2 separate regions of the Homo sapiens genome follow, and region 1 is linked to region 2. Evidence: chromatin loops called from intact Hi-C (ENCODE). Cell type or tissue: GM12878. All regions are shown on one strand.

The links. Peaks named below come from ENCODE experiments on the same cell type or tissue, not always from the same donor. Only the 100,000 strongest peaks of a DNase experiment are listed, where the experiment ranks them.
Region 1: a loop joins it to region 2, with 3 times the contacts of the local background. A loop is called at or near these places in 4 of 110 quality-filtered maps.

Annotation. Positions count from the first base shown.
Region 1 is chr1:66,399,688-66,404,687 of GRCh38, forward strand. No RefSeq gene overlaps it. Among named protein-coding and RNA genes, the nearest start is that of SGIP1, 130 kb to the right of the region's middle. RefSeq lists enhancers at 649-1,848, 1,340-1,419, 1,510-1,559, 1,690-1,819. In GM12878, a CTCF peak has its summit at 3,845; DNase peaks (open chromatin) are centred at 414 and 2,704; H3K27ac peaks cover 3,412 bases.
Region 2 is chr1:66,349,008-66,354,007 of GRCh38, forward strand. The region is part of intron 8 of PDE4B (phosphodiesterase 4B); the gene reads left to right. Among named protein-coding and RNA genes, the nearest start is that of SGIP1, 180 kb to the right of the region's middle. RefSeq lists enhancers at 1,222-1,271, 2,864-2,953, 2,964-3,013. In GM12878, a CTCF peak has its summit at 2,644; a DNase peak (open chromatin) is centred at 1,281; H3K4me3 peaks cover 1,199 bases; H3K27ac peaks cover 3,983 bases.

The sequences.
Region 1 (5,000 bases), 51 kb after region 2:
ATTCATTAATGGCAAATTAGTCTAGATGGAATCCCTAGATTCAGGATGTAGAGTAGTGGTTTGCAGTCCTGGTCAACTGTTAAACAAGGAAACTTTTACAACACATCAATATCTGCCTCCACACTCAGAAATTTAGATTTTTTTTGTCTGGTATGGAGTCCAGCCATTTGAATATTTCAAAAATTCTCTAGTGTTCTAACATACAAAGTTTTAATCACTATTTTCTTAATGTTCTATTCTTGGCCATGGACTTTACAATATATTTTTAAGGAACATATTGAATGAAGACAGAAAAACTCCTTGTGTTGTGTTTGTAGATGAGTCAAAACTAGAAAATGATGACATTAAGCCTGAAATGAGCAAACAAATGAAAACCTTCAACAAGACAGAAAAATGAGCAAAGACACTCACAAAGTAAAATGTCTTGTTACAGAGGTATTTTGCTAATGAAATGAGTCAACACGTAGAAAGAACTTAGAGCAGAATTAGGTACATGCACACTCAATACATTTATCACACCAAATCCTGCTCACCGTAGGTCAGCATTCTCTCCATATTAGAGAAATGAAGGTACAAAGAATGTGCCCTTCTAGCCTAAGATCATGCAGTAAGTTGCAAACCTGGGCTTCAAACCCAGTCCTGACTCCAGTGTCCAAGTTCTTATTTACTATTCTGAGTGTTAGTGTGAACTTTGATTTTAGGACTGAAAGGGATGTTAGAATTTACCTCAGACATTTTAGAGAGAAAAACTGAGGTTTGGAAAGGTGAGTCATTTGCCCAAATGCACAAAGATAGAGAATGGTAGAGGAAGAAGAACGAGGAGGAGGAGGAGGAGGAGGGGGAGGAAAAAGGAAAGGAAAGCAAAGGAAGGGAAGGGAAGGGAAGGGAAAGGAAGGAAAAGAGGACAAAAGGAAGGAAAGAAGCCAGGTCCTGTGTTTAGGGACCTTTCCAAATCAAAGGAAATCTGGGAAGGTTCTAACTTATTTCACGGAAAAGGAGTGCATCAGGAGGGAAATCCACAAGAAAGCTTTGAGAAATGCTCTCAAAGAGGTTCTGACTCTCACAGGTAGTGCTAGACGTTTCTCAGTAATCCTGAGATCAGTCTATTTCTCTCCCTCACAGCCCCATGCCTGGACTAAGCCTGTTTTGTCTTGTCTTGTCTTGTCTTGTCTTGTCTTGTCTTGTCTTGTCTTGTTTTGTTTTGTTTTGTTTTAGAGGCAGGGTCTCACTCTGTCACCCAGACTGGAGTGCAGTGGTGCCGTCAGGGTTCACTGCAGTCTCTACCTCCCAGGCTTAAGTGATCCTCCAACCTCAGCCTCCGGAGTAGCTGGGACTACAGGCACACACCACCATGCCTGGCAAATTTTGTTTTGTTTTGTTTTGTTTTGTTTTTGTAGGGATGGGGTCTCACTGTGTTTTTCAGGCTGATCTCAAACCCTTGGCTTCAAATGATCCTCCTGACTCAGCCTGCCAAAACACTGGTATTACAGGTGTGAGCCACCATGCCTGGCCTAAAGGTTTAATTAAAGAGGTGAACTCCCATGTCAAGGAGAGTGTTAAAAGGTAAGAATTGAAGTTTGTTTTCTCTGGCTTAGGGAAATCCTGACCCAGAGATGTGGAGAAGGATATTGAAGATGTTTTATACCAAATTATAAAATCTTGGATTAGGAGATTTCAGAAGACTTCCTAACATGTACTGTGGCTGCTCTTGCCACATGAAAAAAACCCATGGTCCTGTAGAGTATGCTCCAGTGATTTCTGGGAATCCCCAGGTGGAATCCCACATGTACTCATGAACCAGCTTTATTGGCTACTATGTTGCTTCTACCCCGTTTTTTCTTTTTTCTTAAACTCATTCTGTGTAACGAAGCTGCCTCACTCAGTAGTGAGAATGAAGATTAAATGAGATAGCACATAGGCACTCAATAAATCAAAATTTGTTGCAATAATGCCATTAATAATGAAGAAAAATAACTCCGCTAGTCGCTTCTGCTATTTTAAACTAGATGTCCACTGGAGTCAAGAGAGACTAGAATAAACTACTAAGGAATATTTGAAGGGAAAGATAATCCTTTTCTGTCAAAGACAGTGATTCAGGCTTCAAAGGCAGGAGGATGACCCAGTCTGGACACAATAACAATTCCAGGCACAAGTTGCTATGTGTTGCAGGCAGGATCTCCTAAATGGAGTCCTGGTGGACACCTGTCCTAAAAGCACCCAGAGCTCACACTGCTCCAGCCTGCACCTCTCACCTCCAGCCACCTTGGAGAATGAAGATAAAGACAGTGATCACTCCAGAGTGCATGCTGAGGCTCAGGGCCTGTGCTACATGCTGCAAGTATGTGACCTCACTGAGTCCTCACAGCAACTTATAAAGCCAATGCCCTTTACAGAAGGAGAATATATAAATTCATAAGAGTTAAATACCTTGCCCAAGGAAGTGTCTATTTTCTGACTGTAAGACACATCCTTAACCCCTCTGTATATGTCAGGAGTTTCCGGTAAATGTTCTCTACCTAGACCTGCAAGAAGGACTCCTTCTCTGCTCATCTGCTTAGACCCTAAAACCATCCCCACATCCTGGCCTCCTATGAGTCTAGCCTGGCTGCTTTGCATCCTCCCCTCATGGGAGTATTTGTGAAGAATGGATTTAGCTTCTTGGCTCTGCAGCTTTGCTTCTGAGCCAGACAGAGGACTCACATGACTCCAAGTGTCAGGTCCCCAGGGACACCAGTGCGAACACCAGCTGCAGCTGTGACTCCTTTTGCACACACTGTTTTTGGAGGAGCTCTTACCACACTCTGAGGGACTGAGCACACTATTCACTTTCTGAAGGGTACTGAAGGAACATCTGGGGTCATCCTGCCTTGGTCAATATCCCTACATCTCTGCAGTAAAAGGCAAGCTCTTCTCACCCTTCCAAGCACGGAAATGCCTGCTGTCAGGGAGAAAACTTCCAGCAAAAGCTGGTGCTTTTGGACAGTACCAGATCTCCCTATCCCAGCTGATTTTCATAATTTCCTAGTCCTGAAATCGAGGCAGCATTTGCCAATGTCTATGCTTCTTGCTGGCAAGAAGATACAGTCTCAGCAGAATCTGCATGCAGCACTTTGGGGAAGAAAACTTGAGTGTTTTCAACATCTATCCTGCAGGCTTGATGTCCAGGTTTCCATGTAGGTCCTTGAAAGTCATGTCTAATAGAGTTGTGTACTACGTGTGCCTCAAGCTCCAAAATCCTTTGTCAGCAGCTCGAAATGACATCTGCTACTTGCTTAAAACCTCATGTCCTTCTTGAAAGTATTAGCCCCACTCTCACATTAGTTTAAGATCCTCATCAGAGAATTTTCTAAAGAGCCTGTATTAAGGATTTCACGGGAAGATATCCTTGATCTTCCTCTGTAATGCATCTCAATTCCTTATAACCTAACCCAAATACAACAAACCAAAATAATTTTGAGATCAGACAGACTGAAGCTGAAATTACCCAAAATGCCACTGGTCAGGTTTCCTGGAAACAGACTCATAGAGGGAGATTTTTGCCAGATGTTTCTTGGAGAGTGCTCTCGGGAACATCTATAAGGGACCAAGGGAAACAGGACTGGGCAGAGAGAGTTGAATAGAATGAAACAGAGGTTTAAGCTGATCCCATGGGGGAGTTCTGAATCTGGGTTGGCCTTTTAGAGATGTCTCAGATTAACCTCTCTGACCTTCGTATCTCTGCACAGACCAGCTTCCAGGGAGAGGTTGTGTGTAACCTTGGATAAGGCAGTTACCTTTGGTAAAGAGAGCCATTTTCAAAGAGGAATTTACTTATGGGCCATCAGCAGGCAATGTTTGCAACCACTGGGGGCACTGAATGCCTTTGTTTTAAAGGTGGGATTTAGGTGGCACACCACAGCATCCACTGCACAAGGAAACTCTCTTACTCTCTAGGAAACAGAGGCCTAGAGAAGAAAAGCGGGTGGCCCAGGGTCACACAGCAAGGTGATGGAATAAAAAAACAGTATGGACTGCTATGGAAACCGGGAGCATTAAAACAAAAAAGACAAAAACAAAACAAAAAACACTAGAATTGCAATGAGGACCATAAACCTCAAAATGTTTTCCCTCTAATATCAATATACCTATTTTTTTGCTAAGCATATCCTATTGTGCCAGCCAGTGTGTTAAGTATGTTACATTAATTAATATATTAACTAATCAGAGGGAACCCCATAAAGTAGGTATTATCACCCTTATTCTGTAATGAGGAAACAATTTAGTAGCCTAGCAAAGTGTCTAGCACATATTAAACATCCGTCTGTCTCCAATGCCTGTGCTTACAACCCACACCTTCCTCTCTACAATTCACCTAGGAGCCTTCTCTCTACCATTGTAAATTATGCTATCGCCCCAATCATCAACAGTTTAAGAGAGGAACAAGTCACCATTCTCTGCCCAGCAATCCCTCACTGCCATGAGAACTGCTATTTTTGTCACCATTTGTGATTCCTTACTAGTCCACCACCATTCTTATGCTGGCTTCATAAAATGAATTTCTAGTTTATCCGGCCAAAGGCCCATGGATCACAACGCTGTGACTAAACATTCTTTCAAGCATACAGCAAATATTTATTGGGTGCACGCTATGTGCTGGCGTCCTGCTAAGCACTTTGCATTCATTCTCTCGTACCACCCTATGAGGCAAATATTTTGATTCCTACTTTATAGATGAGAAAAACAGAGGTTTAGATAGTGCAATCACTGACCCAAGATCACGTAGCCTGGATTTAAATGCAGATCTGTTTTGCTTTGACAAAGCTGGGTTCATTCATTCTCTGTTATTAAGCAAACATTTATTAAGTTCCTACGCACAACCCAGTACTGTGCAGAACTGCACTGGAGATAGAGCTCCACTCAGGACATATGCTCTCATTCCTTGCCTTTGTGGCAGTTGCATTCTAGAGGAAGAGTCACAAATACAAAGGCCTCCAGGGGCTTTGAGTTAAGTGGATGGGTGG
Region 2 (5,000 bases):
CTCTTGAGAAGTTTTCAGAAATTCTGAGAAAAATGGACAGCAGAAAAGGGTTAGATAGATAGGAAGAAATATGTAATAATTTGGGGAGCTGTTCAAGCCCTAATCTCATTTAGGAGATTAGTTATAGAGCAGCTATATTCAAATTTGTTTGATCTTTTGATATTTTTCAATTCTGTATGAAGGCATTAATGGTTTTTCCCTGCTTTGCCTTTTAATATGTCACTTGAGCAGAGACTTGTCCTCTAACTAGCAAGTAGAATTGATTCTATTGTTGCTTCATCATAATTTTTGATGCAGAATAATGGTAGATATATTCATGCTTGTTTTTCGTTGTATACTTACCTATTGATTACTACGTTGCTGAGCAGTTAAGACAAGAAGCACTCAATTCTAACATGTTTAGAAGAGTTTCTTTCTGATTTGGCACATGGACAGTGAGAATGATCTCACTGTGTTTGTTCCCTGGCACACCAAAGGTTTGCTGCAGATGTTAGTACAGCAGAACTTGTTTGCTAAGATGACCCATTATGGAACACTAGCTGATTAAGCAGACGTTAATGGACAATTGCATGTCCATTATTACTTCTTTGACCATGTTACCAACTCAATTCAATTGCACTTGCTTTTCAAATAAGACAAACCTGTCAATAAAGAAACTGGACATCAAGTTTCAAATGATTGGTAGAGTTTATAGGGAAACACAAAAAGGAGGGAAGAGATGAGATGCACATTGTCAAATAATCTGAAATGTTAAGAATTGTGGAAATTGTTAGTTTCATAAGGAGTTTTAGACAAGCACACTATATCCCTCATTCTGTTTATTTCTTTTTCATTTAAAACTTAGATTTGCTTTACTTCTTTGGGTCTTCATTTCTTCCCATGCAAAATTCCTGAAAGTCAAAAGGAAGATTAGAAGCTAGCCATTTTACCACTAAAGAAACTGAGCCCCAAGAAGTTAATTCAGCTTACCCAAGATTACATATTTGCTTAGGGCCAGAGCTAAGACAGGGACAGACTCTGTTTACTTCATTTCTCACTAAACTGTACCACTGCAGTTTCGACTTCTTTCTACCACTGAAGGCACAGAATGCACTGAAGGCATTCTGTGCCTTCAGGAGGAATTTTCAGCCCCTTCACTTTCCTGATGCCCGGGAATTCTTTTTAAGTTATGACTAACAAAGTATAAAACATGAGTCAAAAGTTAGTCCCTAATAAAGTCATTGTGACTTTAATGACTTCGGCAGTTGTTTCATTCTGCAAAAACAGGAAGATCCCACACAATAAGGCGCCTGTCTCACAGCTGGGCTCCTGCGTAGACGGCCACCCACAAGAGTAACTAACTGCTGGGGCTGCCTTCCTCTCTTTGACACCTTTTTATTCTCTGTTCTTACAGTTTTCTCCTACTGACCTCATCCTGAGGTTATCCATGAGAGGAAGGTACCTGCTTTAGCTAGTCTTTGATAGGGTGAAGAATAGTTTTAATCACTTAGGAGTCACTCCTAAGTGATTTTCAGGTCACCCTCAACAGGCCTAAATTAGTCTTAGAAGAAGCTCTTTCATGGGCTTTATACTAGCTTCCTGTGTTATCACTATTCTGGACTGTTTTATTCTCAAAAACATAAAATCCCCAAATTTTAGATTTGAGAAGAGCCTGCGATCATTCCAGTTCACTCCTCCTATGTGATTAGTTTAACTAAGAACTCATTACCAAGATAGTGCCTATCTTGCCTGCGGATCTTTGCATAAAGCTCAAACTAATTCTCCCATGAGAAATATAGAAAAGTGAAGAAGTGTCCTATCACTTCAGAAGAAACTGGCTCAGAAGAAATAATCTCTGTATGCAGTGTTAAAACTAAAGAAAAATTGAAGCCATCAAACAAAATGTTCCTATCAAGTGTAATTGAATTTTAGCTTTTATTACCTATTCTCTACTTTTAAAATAACTTTTCACTATTAAAGGAACTTATTCCAAAAATCAGACAATTTTATAGAAAAGGTATATTCTAGGCCAATAATATTAAATCACATATCTAGAAAATATACCTTCTTCCCTTTTCAAAAAATAGAAGCAATTTCTAGCAGTGTATGTGAATCTAATGTTGGGCATAAGCTTAAGAAGGCATCGGAGGAATTTTTTATTAGAGTTTATTCACAAATTTTGCTTGTCTGTGTTGAAAAGGGGCATTGGCCATTTCCTCTGGGGACATTATTTCTAGGTAGGCTGTAACAGGGTTTTCCTGTGAAGGCAGATTCTTAGGGAAAATAGTATCTGTGTACATGAGATGGTAGAGACACATTTATCTTTAAAATAATGTGTTCCTGTTTGTGGATTTCTCTACTGAATTTAATAAAGTAAATAATGCCCATTTCCTTCCAATCCAGTAACTCCTTGGGACACAGTTTTACCCAGGAGCTATTTTACCTTCGAGTCTGGATGAAACGTGTAACTTAATAAATAGATTCCAAAAGTCTTACACTATGAAACTCTGAGGGATGATAAATGCTTCCCTTCCTTTGTTATGGTCTGAAGCATTTTCAATTTGAGTTGTTTTCCTCAGTCATGTAGAGGGAGTTTTGTTTTCTGGGAAGTCTTGGTTGCTGGTAAATAATGTGTCCAAACTGTAGGAGGCAGCCACAGAATTTATCATACAAGTATGAAATGTTAGGGTTGATCATTCTCATTTTACACATGAGAGGTGATGTAACTACACAGGAGAGTGAGAGCTGAGAATGAAAAGTCAAGATTTGTCTACTACATTGTGGCTGCCTCTGGCTCAACAGAAACACTCCCATGTGGGAGTCAGATGCTGAAAGCCCAACTAAGCCTAGCTCCTCAACTGTCTCCTCAGGCTTAACTTCAAACATAATTCATATCTATTCTATTTCTTAATGTGTCTCATCACACAGTTAAACACTAGTCATACTAACTGGACTCTACATATACTAGAATGTAAAAGATACCCTTCCACCCCCCGCCGTCTGCTCCTTGAAGGCCATGTCTGCCTTTCTTAGTTTGTACAGAGCCCAACATAAATGGGCCCTTCATAAGTGCTTTTTGATGAGAGCAATGATTGCTTTCACATCAGTGTGGTTGGGCCCTCCCTTATGGAGGAGGAAAACCAACAGTTGTTGCTAAGCAACATTTAAAGGACTAGGTTAGTTTCTGACACTAAGTGACCTCCATTTGCATACTTCGCCATGTTGTGTGTTTTATGGTTGCCTTAAGATGACTATGTTTTTTGGTAGCATTGCTGTGCCCTTAGCAAAAGGCTCATAGGAGAATTAGTTTAAGCCTGGGAAGGAGGAAGGTGATATTCATCTGTTAATGACTTGCATGAGTACACTGATCCCTTCAGTAAACTATGCGGGAAAGGTGAGGAGTTTGGTTTATTTTCAGCCCTGCAGCTGAGAGCCACCTCCCTGATTCCATATTGAAAGTGATTGACAATGTATCCCAACAGGGTCCTGTGGCAATGGAAGACTATAGAAAGAAAATAAACAGAGAAATCTTTCCTCTTATAGCCTTTTATGATTCAGTTTCTACCTGCTCCTATCTTCTGAGCAGAGTTGCCGATATAGCTAGTAAAGAACTGGTCCTACCCTCTCTAGACTGTTTGCTGTTGTGGTTAAACAACATGCCCTAATATATCTATTCCTACTAGAATGAAAGCTGATTAAAAGCATGAAAAGAGTTTTTGTTTGTTCCTTTGTTTTTTTTTCACTGCTATATCATCACTCTTTTCCCTGGTCATTTTAGGTATTCAATAAATGGTTGGCAAATACGTGAAAAAAGGGCATTATTGAACTACTACAAACCTGATTGACTCTAAAACATTCCTAAGTATTTCAGAGAGACTAAAGGAGCCAAAATGAGACAATTGTTTGAATGTTATATTTGCCTAAGTCTAGTGCAGAGAAAATTATGGAAGAAATCATCTGTCTCTAAGCTTTTTACAACATATTTTTACAATGATCCAATTAAAGTTCACTTCTTTGCCAAAATTCAGCTTATCGGTCAGAGCATATAAACTTGTTTTCTTCAGCTTCTGAGTCTTCAGCCTAGGTGCCTGTCTTTTGAGGATTTAAAATGAGAGGCCATTGTGACTGAGCAGTTGTGTCTTTAAAACGAAATAATTTGGAATTCATGTGATTCACCTGGGATTCAAAATTGCACAGAGGTTCAATAAGTAAAATATGCTAGCTGAGATGATTGATTCAGAGATGCCTGGTTACAAACATATTGTATCATGGGAAACACACACACATACGCAAGCAGGGTTACCCAGAAGGAGGATGATTGGACATCTTTGAGAACAATGCCTGGTGCAGTGAGCCAGCAGGCAGAAATACTGGCTTGCATTGGCTTCACCTCCAAAAGCCAGGTCTCCTAGGCACAGGCGATGGCATGACTCCGGGCTTGGATGCTTGAAATAAAGCTATTGTTGGATGCGGATGCTCATTTGAAAGGGGAATGCCTCACAGGAAAAAGAGCCAATTGCAAGTTGGGGCTGTTGCCATGGTGCTTTGCTATTCCTTCAACTTGCTATAGATGAAATAAATCCTGGGAGTACAGGGGTAGGGTAACAGAGGGGAAAGATGAGGAGGGAAATGGGGTGAACCTGGGGCGGGGAATCCCACTGCAGTAAAGCTCTAGTGTTTCCCCTTGCCTGTGCTTTAACGCTGACAAGGAGAAGGGAGGGGCTGGGAAGAAGGGAGAGAGAAACCTGCAGGGAAGGAATGACTTTCTCAACATGCCCTGGATTGCTAAAATAAAATAAAAATTAATTTAAATCCTCAGATTTCTAATGTGAGTTAGAAGATGTAACACTAAATCTCAAACAATTCACCATTCTTTCAGTAAATGAATGTTCATATTTCCTAACACACTCTGGATCCTAGATGGAAAGGTTAAAAGAGTTTAATACATTTGTCGAATGCAATCTAATATGCATATTAATGAGCTGATGGAGGGCAGAAACTTACATGCTGCATAGGAAGTA